Linked DNA regions of Homo sapiens: region 1 is linked to region 2. Evidence: read pairs that join two places in POLR2A ChIA-PET (ENCODE). Cell type or tissue: B cell. All regions are shown on one strand. Links, peaks and the distances in the headings refer to the core of each region. The heading gives the core; the rest is flanking DNA. Region 1 overlaps VASP (vasodilator stimulated phosphoprotein). Region 2 has its middle 8.5 kb from the start of MIR6088.

Region 1 (6,281 bases), core at 1,541-4,040, 68 kb before region 2:
GGCAGTGGGGGAGGGGCACATGAATCTGGGCACCTAAAGGGCTTGGTACAGCCGGGTGTGGTGGCTCACGCCTGTAATTACAGCATGTTGGGAAGCTGAGGTGAATGGATCGCTTGAGCTCAGGTGTTCGAGACCAGCCTGGGCAACATGGTGAAATCCCGTCTCTACAAAAACGTACAAAGATTAGCTGGGCGTGGTGGTGTGCACCTGTAGTCTGAGCTACTCAGGAGGCTGACGCAGGAGAATCGCTTGAACCCAGGAGGTGGAGGCCGCAGTGAGCTGAGATCACGCCATTGCACTCCAGCCTGGGCGACAGAGTGAAACTCTGTTTCAAAAAAAAGAAAAAAAGCTAAGTGCTTGGTACAGCGTCCAGCACACGCCGAGAGCTCAGTAACTGTCAACATCCCTCTCATGGGCACCACTGGGGCCCGGGACAGCTACAACCCTCGGGACCCTCCCACCAGCCCCTCTGGGAGGTTCAATCCCCTCTCCCCCAGTGAGGAAACTCAGGCCTAGACAGGAACTCAAACAGGAAGTGACTTGCCCAAGGTCACACAGGGGAAGGGGAAGCACTGGTCTCCTCCCCACCCCACCCACACCAGGCTTTTTCCTGAAATGGGGAAGTTGGTGGTCAGAGGTTTCCGGGGACAGAAATTAGACACCCCCCGCAAAGCCTCTGTCTCTAGGAGGGCTGGGGGCTGGGTGTGACACTGATGCTGGGAAGTCAGGGCAGGGAAAGTCCCTAGGCAGACTCAGCTGTGGGTAGGGACCTGGGGTAGGGACCCTCAAATTTACCTAATTGTGCCATCTCCCTCTTACTAGGCATTTCAGGTGGATCAGGGGCCTTAAGCCCCTCCCCCAAAGTCACTCATTTTATTCTCACTGCAGCTTATCCAGAGAGCCACTCATTCTAATTTTGCAGGTGAGGACTAGAGGCCCAGAGAGGTTGAGTGACTTGCCCACAGTCACACAGCTACTGAGGAATAGAGTGAAGATGTGAATTCAGGCTTCCAAGCCTTAACCACCGGGAACTGTGTGGGCCCCACCCAAACACCAGGTGCCCTTTCCAGACAAACACAGCCTCGGGGGCTGTTTCTGGCTCCTGCTGCCCCTGGCAAGGCAGGGTTAAGGCCTCGGCCTCACCCACACCTGCCACCCACACCCAGGGCCGACTCTGGCCAGGAGCCCGGGGCTGCTGCTGCCCCGCCCTGGCTGCACTTTGCTCTCCCAGGCAGCCCTGCCCTACTGAGGCTCTGGACTGGCCGGAGAACAGGGCGCCTGCTGGGTGACCAAGGGGTGGTCTTGCCCCTCTCCAGGGAACACTATACCCATTGTAACAGAAGGATCCTGTTAAAACACGAGGTGGGGCGGGGAACGGTGGCTCATGCCTGTAATCCCAGCACTTTGAGAGGCCGAGGCGGGAGGATTGCTTTAGTCCAGAAGTTCAAGACCAGCCTGGGCAACACAGTGAGACCCCCCATCTCTAAAAAACAAAACAAACTAACAAAAACCTACAAGGTGGGATGTCTCTTCTTCTTCTTGAAGGCTCCAGGCTCCTACGGAATCAATGCCAAGTTCTCTCCAGGGCCTCCGTGATCTGTGTGTCCTCAGATCTCATTTCTTCCCGCTCCACTGTCCCTTGGGGACTCTGTTCCAGACCCTAGACCTCCTACCCCCATGCTGCTCTTCCCGCAGGCCAGACACATTCCTGCCTCGGGCCTGTGTGCTGCTTCTTCCTCAGGCCTAGCCTCTCCCCACTTTCAGGTCTCTCCTTAGATGTCACCCCTTCCAAGAAGCCGTCCCTCACTCCCTTAGCTGGAAACGCTTCTCTCCTTTTCATCCCCTGCTGCACATTTCATAGCAGTGACCCCTGCCCAACACAATATTTGTCTGTCTCCGCTGCCAAAAAGGCAGAAATTTGTGTCCCAGTTGTTCACTGCTGTGTCCCCAGAACCTAGAATGGCGTCCAACACATAGTAGGGACTCAATAGTTACGAAACATCTGTAAAAAAAGGCAAACTTTGGCCAGGGGAGGTGGCTCACGCCTGTAATCCCAGCACTTTGGGAGGCTGAGGCAGGAGGATCACTTGAGCCCAAGAGTTTGAGATTGGCTTGGGAAGGCTGGGTGTGGTGGCTTATGCCTGTAATCCCAGAACTTTGGGAGGCCAAAGCAGGTGGATCTCTTGAGGTCAAGAGTTCGACACCAGCCTGGCCAACATGGTGAAACCCTATGCCTACTAAAAATACAAAAATTAGCCAGGCATGGTGGCTCATGCCTGTAATCCCAGCTACCCAGGAGGCTGAGGCAGGGGAATCACTGAACCCAGGAGGCAGTTGCAGTGAGCCGATCTCAGACCACTGCACTCCAGTCTGGGAGACAGAGCGAGACTCTGTCTCAAAAAAAAAAAAAAAAAAAAAGGAGAGAGACTAGCTTGGGCAAGATGGTGACCTCCGTCTGTACAAAAAACTTTAAAATTAGCTGGGTGTGGTGGCGCTTGCCTGTAGTCCCAGCTACTCAGGAGGGTGAGGCAGGAGGATCACTTGAGTCCAAGAGGATGAGGCTGCAGTGAGCCTTGTTCAGGTCACTTGCACTCCAGCCTGGGCAACAGAGCAAGACTCCCTCACAGAGCAAGACTCCCTCACAAAAAAAGGCAAACTTTTACCTAGGACACCTAACATTTCTCAGTCAGCCTGGGTCCCAGACACTCTTCTTGGTGCTTGACACCAATTTCCCTGCTGCATGACTCTACAACCTCATGGGATAGGCTCTGACGCTCACCCTTTTGACAAGGGGGAATTGCAGGCACAGAGGAGTGAAGGCACTTGCCCCAGATCACACAGCAAGTAAGCAGAGGGGCTCATAGTTGAAACGAAGTTCCCACAAGTTCTTAACTTCATTTAAAGATGAAGAAGCAGAGCTAAATTGAAATTTTTAAAAGCCAAAGTACAAGGTAGTGTTGATCAGAGGCTTTACAAAACCAAAAAAAAGGTCGGGTGCGGTGGCTCATGCCTGTAATCCCAGCACTTTGGGAGGCCAAGGCAGGCGGATCACAAGGTCAGGAGTTTGAGACCAGTCTGGGCAACATAGCGAAACCCCGTCTCTACTAAAAATACAAAAAATTAGCCAGGCGTGGTGGCGGGCGCCTGTAATCCCAGCTACTTGGGAGGCTGAGGCAGGAGAATCACGTGAACCCAGGAGGCGGAGGTTGCAGTGAGCCAAGATCACGCCACTGCACCCCAGCCTGGGGGACAGAGCAAGACTCCGTCTCAAAAACAAAAACAAACAAACAAAAAAGGTAGGCTAGGCGCAGTGGCTCAAGCCTGTAATCCCAGCACTTTGGGAGGCCGAAGCAGGCGGACCTCTTGATGTCAGGAGTTTGAGACCAGCCTGACCAACATGGTGAAACCCTGTCTCTACTAAAAATAGAAAAATTTGCTGGGCGTGGTGGCGCGTGCCTGTAATTCCAGCTACTCAGGAGGTGAGGCAGGAGAATTGCTTGAACCTGGGAGGTGGAGGTTGCAGTGAGCTGAGATCGCGCCACTGCACTCCAGCCTGGGCGACAGAGCAAGACTCCATCTCAAAAAAAAAAACAGTGAGGAGCATATATAAATATATCTGCACTCAGAGTGGTGATATATGCAGAGACTGTTTCCCAAGACACTAACTGTGGCTGCCTCCATTGAGGGGAACTCAGGAACTGGGGAGGGAAGAAACAAATATTTTGTACCATTTATCTTTTGAGACAGAGTCTCTCACTCTGCACCCAGGCTGGCAGTGGTGTAATCTCAGCTTACTGCAGCCTCCACCTCCCAGGTTCAAGCAATTCTCCTGCCTCAGCCTCCCAGCCTCCACTTCCCGAGTTCAAGCGATTCTCCTGCCTCAGCCTTCTGAGTGTCCGGGATTACAAACGTGTGCCACCACGCCAGGCTAATGTTTCTATTTTCAGTAGAGATGGGGTTTGGGCGTTTGCCACATTGGCCAGGCTGGCCTCAAACTCCTGACCTCAGGTGATCTGCCTGCCTCGACCTCCCAAAGTGCTGGGATTACAGGCATAAGCCACCAGGCCCAGCCACCATTTCAATAATTTCAGTAAGTATTTCAAACTGCTTATTATTTGTTTTCTTATCATGGGTTGAAATTACCTATAAAAACCTAACTCACTACTTAAGTTCAATAAATAAAACTGTAAACTACACAAAAGCCAGAACGAAAATCCCATAGCCATAAAACGGGGGTGCGGGGGCTGTGAGATGGAAAGGAGTTCTGCCCATTTCCAGTGTGTTTTCCCGAAGTCTAGAACCCTCCATTGGACATGAGAACACTTTAATTTTCCAGCCAGCCCAGGACCCACTCCTCCCTGCAAGTCCCCACATTTTGGAAAACTCTAGCACATGGCGGATGAAAAGACGGTTCAAGTTGCCTCCTTGTTGTGTGGCTTTGCCTCTCTGAAACTCAGTTTCCAGCCCTGGAAACAATAACTCACTGGGTTCATTGTAAGGATTAAAAGAGATAATGGACAAAAAGCCCTAAACGCAGGAACTGTAACTTGGTACACGCTCCACATGAAGGAGAGAGCTTCCCATCACCAGAGGTAATCAAGCATGGTGAATCCGGTTTTCACAAAACTTGCAGTCTTACCCTTCCCTTCACTGTCCCCTGAACCCAAGACTTAGCCCATACCCTCCTTATACCATAAAACCTATGATACATATACACCACCCTTCCAAACGACAAATCTTCTTTTGTCGGGGATGGGGCTACTCTAGTCCCTTCCTCCTGGTGGGCCTCAGTTTCCCATAAGTGAATAGGAAGATAAATGTTGCAGCTTCGGTTTCATTTGGCTTATCTGAATTATCTTAAGAGTTTTCACAGTGAAAGCACGTTCCTTTTTTTTTTTCTTTTTCTTCATTAAGAACACGGAAAGCATGTTATCTCTATTTTTTTTTTTTTTTTGAGACAGGGTCTCACTTTGTCACCCAGGCTGGAGTGCAGTGGCAAGAATATGACTCATTGCGGCCTCAACCTCCCCAGCTCAAACGATCCTCTCGCCTCAGCCTCCAGAGTAGCTGGAACTACAGGCGCATGCCACCACACCCAGCTAATTTTTGTATATTTTGTAGAGACGGGGTTACACCATATTGCCCAGGCTGTTCTCAAACTCCTGGGCTCAAGCGATCCTTCTGCCTTGGCCTCCCAAAGTGTTAGGATTACAGGCATGAGCCCCGGCGCCTGGCCCTGTTTGAGTTTAATAGGCACCTTGCCTAACTTTCCTGTGCCTCAGTTTCCCCATCTATAAACTGAGTACCGGGGTGGGGAGGCCACAAGGTTGTAATAGTATCATTGTTCGAACTGCCATGAGGGGCCAGGTGTGGTGGCTGACGTCTGTAATAATAACACTTTAGGAGGTCGAGGCGGGTGGATCACCTGAGGTTAAGAGTTCGAGACCAGCCTGGCCATCACGGTGAAACCCTATCTCTACTAAAAATATAAAAATTAGCCGGGCATGGTGGCAGGCACCTGTAGTCCCAGCTACTCGGAAGGTTGAGGAGGAGAATCGCTTGAACCCAGGAGACGGAGGTTGCAGTGAGCCGAGATCATGCCATTTCACAACAGCCTGGGCAACAAGAGCAAAATTTCCGTCTCAAAACAAACAAACAAACCAACAAAAAAACCAGCCAGAATTGCTGTCAGGCACAAAAATGCCCCACATAAAATAGATGCTTGATCAAATGGTCTCTTATTTTTTAAAAATAAAAATAGCTATTATTGGAAGAAGAAAGAAATGGACCCCAGTTCTCCCCAAGTCCCTTCTGCCCTGAGATTCTAGACCTCTGCCTCGCTTCTCTGTCTTCCCAGCACCCCAGCTCCAGTCCCGGACACAGCCAACACTCAACAAATATTTGTCAAACTGGGAGAAAAAGAACTATATCTTGTAATTTTCCATCTTAACATCCTCTCTTCCAACTGCCCCCAGGACTGTCCCCAGCCAAACCAGCCAGAAATCAGAGGATCCTAGGCTCCTCCACCCCTCCAACGTTGCCTAGGAATTTCTGAGGGATCTTGGCCATGTCTTTTTCTCTTTGAGCCTCAGTTTCCCCAGCTGGGTAATAGGGGCATGGGTTTTGAATTCTGGCTGTCCTTGGAGAAGAGGCACAGCCCAGGAAGTCGGGTGTGACCACCTGCAGGGGAGACCCCCTGGAAAGGTGGGAGTGGCCTTTTGGTGGGACAGGCATCTGGTCATTTCTGCACCGCACCCCACCCCAGCACCCCCACAAGACGG
Region 2 (6,281 bases), core at 2,336-4,835:
TGTTGGGGTGAGCTGTCTGCTCTCTGGGCCTTGACTCTTCTCTGTCTGTAAAATCAGATGCAGTAACTAGTACAAGCAGGCAGGGGTCCCAGTCACTGGGGAGTATTTTAAAGGTGGGTTCCTCCAGTTCCACACCCACAAGCTGTGGGTCAGAATCTCAGAGAAAGACGACCGGGCGCGATGGCTTATGCCTGTAATCCCAACACTTTGGGAGGCCGAGGTGGGTGGATCACCTGAGGTTAGGAGTTTGAGACCAGCATGGCCAGCATGGCGAAACCCCGTCTCTACTAAAAATACAAAAATTAGCCAGGCTTGGTGGCATACACCTGTAGTCCCAGCTACTTGGGAGACTGAGGCAGGAGAATCACTTGAACCTGGGAGGCAGAGGTTGCAGTGAACTGAGATTGTGCCACTGCACTCCAGCCTGGGTGACAGAGCAAGATACTATCTCAAAAAAAAAAAAAAATCTCAGAGAAAGAAGCCCAGAGAATTATGCTATGTGAGTTACTCCCCAGGTGATTCTGAGCAACCAGCCAGAATTGCCGACCTGGGGCTGGACACACCTGTCCAGAGGCCAGGTTCTCATGGTACATAATAGGTGAGGTCCTATGGAAACACACAGCCAGGGACAAGAGTCATTCTGCGGCAGTTAGAGGATCCTGAGTGTGGAGGCGTGAGAGAGACAGAGCTGGGTCAGAGTGAGACAAAGGTCAGAGATAGAGACAAGAAAAGAAAACAGAGAGATACAGAGACATAAAGAGATAGACGCCCGGCACAGTGGTTCACGCCTGTAATCCCATCACTTTGGGAGGCGGAGGCAGGTGGACCACCTGAGGTCAGGAGTTCAAGACCAGCCTGACCGACATGGTGAAACCCTGTCTCTACTAAAAATACAAAATTAGCTGGGTGTGGTGGCACGTGCCTGTAGTTCCAGCTACTCAGGAGGCTGAGGCAGGAGAATCGCTTGAACCTGAAAGGGAGACGTTGCAGTGAGCCTAGATCCCGCCACTGTACTCCAGCCTGGATGACAAGAGCAAATCTCTGTCTCAAAAAAAAAAAAAAAAAAAAAAGAAGCAAATCTGTGTTTTCTGCACACTGCCTGAAAATGCATTCCCAGAGCAGAAGGCCACATTTCCGTGTGTATGCGTGACTGTGTTTCACATGTTGCTGCACGTAGTGCTGGGGTGTGCCAGGCCTAGGCCGTGATTGGATGTGGGAGCCAGATGCTGGGCTGGGAGGTTCTGGGTGGACCCTCTGTGCCTGTGCCAACCTGCCTCTAAGCAAGTGTCCTGGGCCAGCATTCTCCCCATCTGGCTCCTACTTTCTTTTCTTTTCTTTTTTTTTAGACAGAGTCTCACCCTGTCACCCAGGCTGGAGTGCAATGGCGCGTTCTTGGCTCACTGCAACCTCCACCTCCCGGGTTCAAATGATTCTCCTGCCTCAGCCTCCTGAGTAGCTGAGATTACAGGCGCCTGCCACTGCGCTCAGCTAATTTTTGTATTTTTAGTAGAGATGAGGTTTCACCATGTTGGTCAGGCTGGTCTCGAATTCCTGACCTCGTGATCTGCCCGCCTTGGCCTCCCAAAGTTCCGGGATTACAGTTGTGAGCCACCTCTCCCGGCCCAGCTCCTACTTTCTACACCGGCTCCATGTGACTGATGAGGACATGGCTCCGGGAGTCCTGGGGCCCACATGGATGAGTACAGGTTTAGATGTAAATCTAGGCACTGAGAGTGTTATGTTCGGGTGTGTGGGCTTGGGAATAGCCGTCCCAATAGAGGGGTACCATCTTTGGAGCTAGACTGAGCCGTGAGACCTTAGGCAAGTTAAGCGACCTCTTTGGGCCTCAGTTTGCACATCTGTAAAATAGGGATGTTAACTTTTATGGGGATGTGGTGAGTACCACCTAACATAATGGAAAGTGCTGCCATCTACTGATGGCTTGCTATGAATGTGCTTGTCAGCAAATTTTGCCTCTCTTAACTCAAAGGCCTCCAGAATCGATCCCTACTACCTCCTAGTCCAAGTCACCATTGGACTCAACTGGACCATGACAGTGACTGGTCTCCCTGACTCCACACTTGTCCTCCAAAGTCTATTCCCCACCTACAACCCAAAGGACCCTGTTAAAATAAAAAACAAGCCAGGCGCGGTGGCTCACGCCTGTAATCCCAACACTTTGGGAGGCTGAGGTGGGCAAATCACCTGAGGTCAGGAGTTCGAGACCAGCCTGGCCAACATTGGGTTGAGTGAAACCTCATCTCTATAAAAATGCAAAAAAAAAATTAGCCAGGCGTGGTGGCACGAGCCTGTAATCCTAGCTACTTGGGAGGCTGAGGCAGGAGAATCGCTTGAACCCAGGAGGCGGAGGTTGCAGTGAGCCGAGACCACGCCATTGCACTCCAGCTTGGGCAGCAAGAAAGAAACTCTGTCTCAAAATAAATAAATAAATAAATTAATTAACAAATAAGAAACAGTTCACATCCCTCTTTTGCTCAAAACCCTCCCATAGCTCCTGACCCACTCTGTAAAAGACTTCACCTCAGCCCATCGGGCCCTGCGGGATCAGCCCTTAGTCTCTCTGACCTCTTCTGCTCCAGTGCCCTCCCCACGTTCTCTCTGTCCACCCACACTAGCTGCCTCCGTGTTCCTCCAACACACCAGACATGTCTTCACCTTACACCCTTTGCACTTGCTTAGGCCACATATCTGCATGGCTTCTCCCAAACCAACTTCTAGTCTTTGCTCAAACATCACCTTCTCATTTAGGCCTTCCCTGACCATCCCATTTAAAATAGCAACCCCCAACCCCCTGTCTCTGCTTTTCCCAGCACTTACTACTTTCCAAAGTACTATATAATTTGCTTAATTTGCTCATTTGTTCATTTATTGTTGGTCATCCCCCTTCCAATTTCCAAAGAGTAAGCTTCCAGAACAGAGAGCTTTGTCTTGTTCAATACTGCATTCTCACAGTCTTTACCAGTGCCTGGCGTATAGTAGATGCTCAATAAATACCTGTTGATTGGGGCAGGTGCCGTGGCTCACACCTCTAATCCCAGCACTTTGGGTGGCCAAGGTGGGTGGATCACTTGAGGTCAGGAGTTCAGACCAGCCTGGCCAACATGGTGAAACCGTGTCTCTACTAAAAATACAAGAAATAGCTGGGCGTGGAGGCACAGGCTTGTAATCCTAGCTACCTGGGAGGCTGAGGCAGGAGAATTGCTTGAACTCAGGAGGCGGAGGTTGCAGTGAGCCCAGATGGTACCATTGCACTCCAGCCTGGGCCACAGAGCGAAACTCCTCTCAGACAACAATAACAACAACAACAAAAAATCGGTTGAATGAATGAATGATGAGTGTACATGCCAGGAATTGTGCTACAAGCTCTGGGTCTGCGAATTCACTGAATCGTCAGAACAGCCTGATTTGCTAAGCGCTGCGTATTAATGTCCCCATTTTACAAATACAGAAACAGAGTCAGAGAGGGGAAGTCCCTCGAACTGAGTGCAAAGGTCCTGAGGACTAAAGATGGATTATTCTGCCATCAGGGGCGTCCCTGCCGGCCTCGGTGTTGCCCGTGTGTAACTGCATTATTTCTGTGCTTATTTCTGGGCCCCGTCCTTGTTCGATCTGTCGCGTGGTCTTTCCTTATATCTCTGCGCCCCGACAGTTCCCTGTTGCTTCGGCCTCCACGCATGTCTCCGAATTTCTTGCTCCGGGGCCCTGATCTCTGTATCTCCTCTTTGCTGCGCCTCAGTCTCCGGGTTTCTGCGCCCTGAGGCCTCTGGGGGCCAAGGCCGAGGGTTTGGCGCGCAGGCCTGGGTGCTCCGTCCCGGCCCGGTGGCCTCCTGACCGCCCAGCCTCATCTGGCGGCCCTGGGGCGGGGCGGGGCCTGTTGCCTGGAGACCAGTGTTTTGCCGCAGCAAACTGGGTCTCTGGGCCACCGCGGGGGGGCGGCCTGGGAACCCGCGCCGGGCGTGGGAGCGCGCCCGGGAGGGGCGCGGGCCGGCCTTGGGCCTAGGGGCGGGGAGGGGCTCCGGGGTGGGGGGCGAAGCGGCTGGCTGGGGGAGGGGGGGAAATGGGGAACAGGATTTGGGGAGATGAGGTAGGGACATGGGGCAGTTCGAGGAGACAGGAGGGAACTGCGGGAGGCTGGGATTAGGAGGACAAGAGAGTGTATTGGGGTCAGTTGGAGGGAAGCGGGTGAGTCGGGGGCTAGGGAGGGCTGGGAGATATTGAGGAAAGCTTGGGGGAGCCCGGGGAGGGGATTGGGAGGGCCTGGGCAGGATAGTGGGGGTAGTTGAGGGGGTGGGAAGAGGGGCCCGGTATGGATGAGTGAAGGAAGGACCGGGGACACTGGAAGTTTAGGGGATTCGGGAATTACAAGCGATGAGTGTGAGGGCAGAGAGTTTCGGGGGGCGTTGGGAAGGTGTGAAAGGACGGGGTACGGGGTGTAGAGGAGAGAGGTTTGCCGGTTCGGAGAAAGAACCGAACTGCAGGGCCACAGGAGGGTAGAGTTGGGAGGAGATAGGATCCCCAGGGAGAAGGAGGCTAAACCGGGCCGGAAACAAGGGTGAATCAGAAGAGGGGGAGCCCCTGCCACTTCCAGGTTCCTGCGGGAGGGGCCCTCCTTGCCCATTGTCCCCGGCCCGGCCAGGACATCCGGCGACTTCCCTCGGGACGCGACGACGGGTTGTGTAACCCTGCCCGGCCCGCCTGCTCCCGGGGGCGGGGCCTGAGTCTGGACTCCCGGGTTCCTCTCCGCCCCCATCCCAAGGGAGACGCCTGGGTCGGGATCCTGGGGGAGCGGCTCGTGACGTCACAAGTGGGCGGAGTCCACCAACGGCGCGAACCCGTTTTCTTACTCACTGGCGATCTGGGATCTGGGACCCAAGGTGGGGAGGGGTGTTCTTAGCGATCCCCTTGGTTGAAGCAGCCCAATGACCGCGAGGGTAAACTGAGTCCCAGACGGTGCTGACCCTTTTCATTCGATTCATTCATTCAGTAAGATGTATGGAGCGCCGGCTGTGTCCCAGTTACTGCCTTAGGTGATGGGGACACAGCAGTGACTGATCCTTGCAGCCCCTGGGCGGACCCCATCCCAAACTGAGTGTGACTGACTACAGCCATACCTCCTTGGAGCCTGGCCTCCTTCACTAGACAAATCAATAAGATGGACCCTCACATCCAGGCAGCTGGGAGACCCCTCCCTAGTGCAGAGGGCACCACACATCCCTCAGCTCCTGAGTCCCTGGTCTGTGTGTGACTGCATCTCCCCTTCCTCCCCCGATGGCCTGTCACTTCCTCTTATCTTCATCCCCCCCGCGGGGCATGACTAGGGATGCTGGTCTTAAGGCAGTTGGCAAATCACTCAGACGTCATAACTAAGCCGGCTGTGCTATCACCGAGATGTGTCCCTGAGATGTCATTAAGCAGCCTGCTTCTTCTATACATACCTCTGGGGTGCTGTGGGTCTGAGGAGGGGCCACGCCCTGCTGCTGGTGGTTCCTCAGCCTGCCAAACAGAGTTATCTACTTCCATCCAAGCCCTCCATCAGAAGGTTCTGGAAGATGCCTTCCTGGCTACCCTTAGTCTTCTTCCAGGCAGCCTTCCTTGACTCCCCACCCCTGTCACCCTCCCTGGGATTTGTATCCTGGCCTGAACCTTGCCTCTTTGATCTCATCCACTTCCTTGCCTCAACTTTGAAAAGCCTTCAGAACCGGGCCCTCAAAAGGACACATCCTTGCACCTCTCCAAGCCTCAGTTTTCCCATCTCTAAAATGGGCATAGCAATGGGGTCTGGCCTACTCACTGAGTGCTGAATGATTCCAGCCACTTCATTTCTGTGATGGGCTTTGCATAGGCCAGGGACATCGTGAGAGCTCAGTGAATCCTACTGGCCAAGATACATAAAAAATAGTTAATATTGAGAAGTGGGGATCAGAGTGGGAGGGAAATTTACTTTTCCAAGGTATACCCTTTTGTAGTTACCAAAACTTTTTTTCTTTTTCTTTTTTTTTTTTTTGAGACAGGGTCTCTGTTGCCCACGCTGGAGTGTAGTGGTGCCATCTCGGTTCACTGCAACCTCCACCTCCTGGGCTCAACCGATCCTCCCACCCACCTCAGCCTCCTGAGTAGGTGGGACCACAGGTGCATGCCACCACACTTGGCTAATTAAAAAAAATTTTTTTCCCAGAGATGAGATCTCACTATAATGTCGAGGCTGGTCTTGAACTCCTGGGCTCAAGCAATCCTCCCACCTCGGCCTCCCAAAGTGCTGG

What was found. ChIA-PET counts read pairs that join two places held together with the same protein. Peaks named below come from ENCODE experiments on the same cell type or tissue, not always from the same donor. Only the 100,000 strongest peaks of a DNase experiment are listed, where the experiment ranks them.
Region 1: POLR2A ChIA-PET joins it to region 2 with 7 read pairs; 6 of 35 experiments call an interaction of 5 or more read pairs at or near these places.

What each region holds. Positions count from the first base shown.
Region 1 is chr19:45,509,606-45,515,886 of GRCh38, reverse strand. The region is part of intron 1 of VASP (vasodilator stimulated phosphoprotein); the gene reads right to left. Among named protein-coding and RNA genes, the nearest start is that of VASP, 5.3 kb to the right of the region's middle. In B cell, for the core only: no CTCF peak of the experiment used is centred there; no DNase peak of the experiment used is centred there; H3K4me3 peaks cover 258 bases; H3K27ac peaks cover 2,463 bases.
Region 2 is chr19:45,442,060-45,448,340 of GRCh38, reverse strand. It overlaps a transcript of ERCC1 not described here. Among named protein-coding and RNA genes, the nearest start is that of MIR6088, 8.5 kb to the right of the region's middle. RefSeq lists a silencer at 3,872-4,071. In B cell, for the core only: no CTCF peak of the experiment used is centred there; DNase peaks (open chromatin) are centred at 3,890 and 4,680; H3K4me3 peaks cover 1,549 bases; H3K27ac peaks cover 1,554 bases.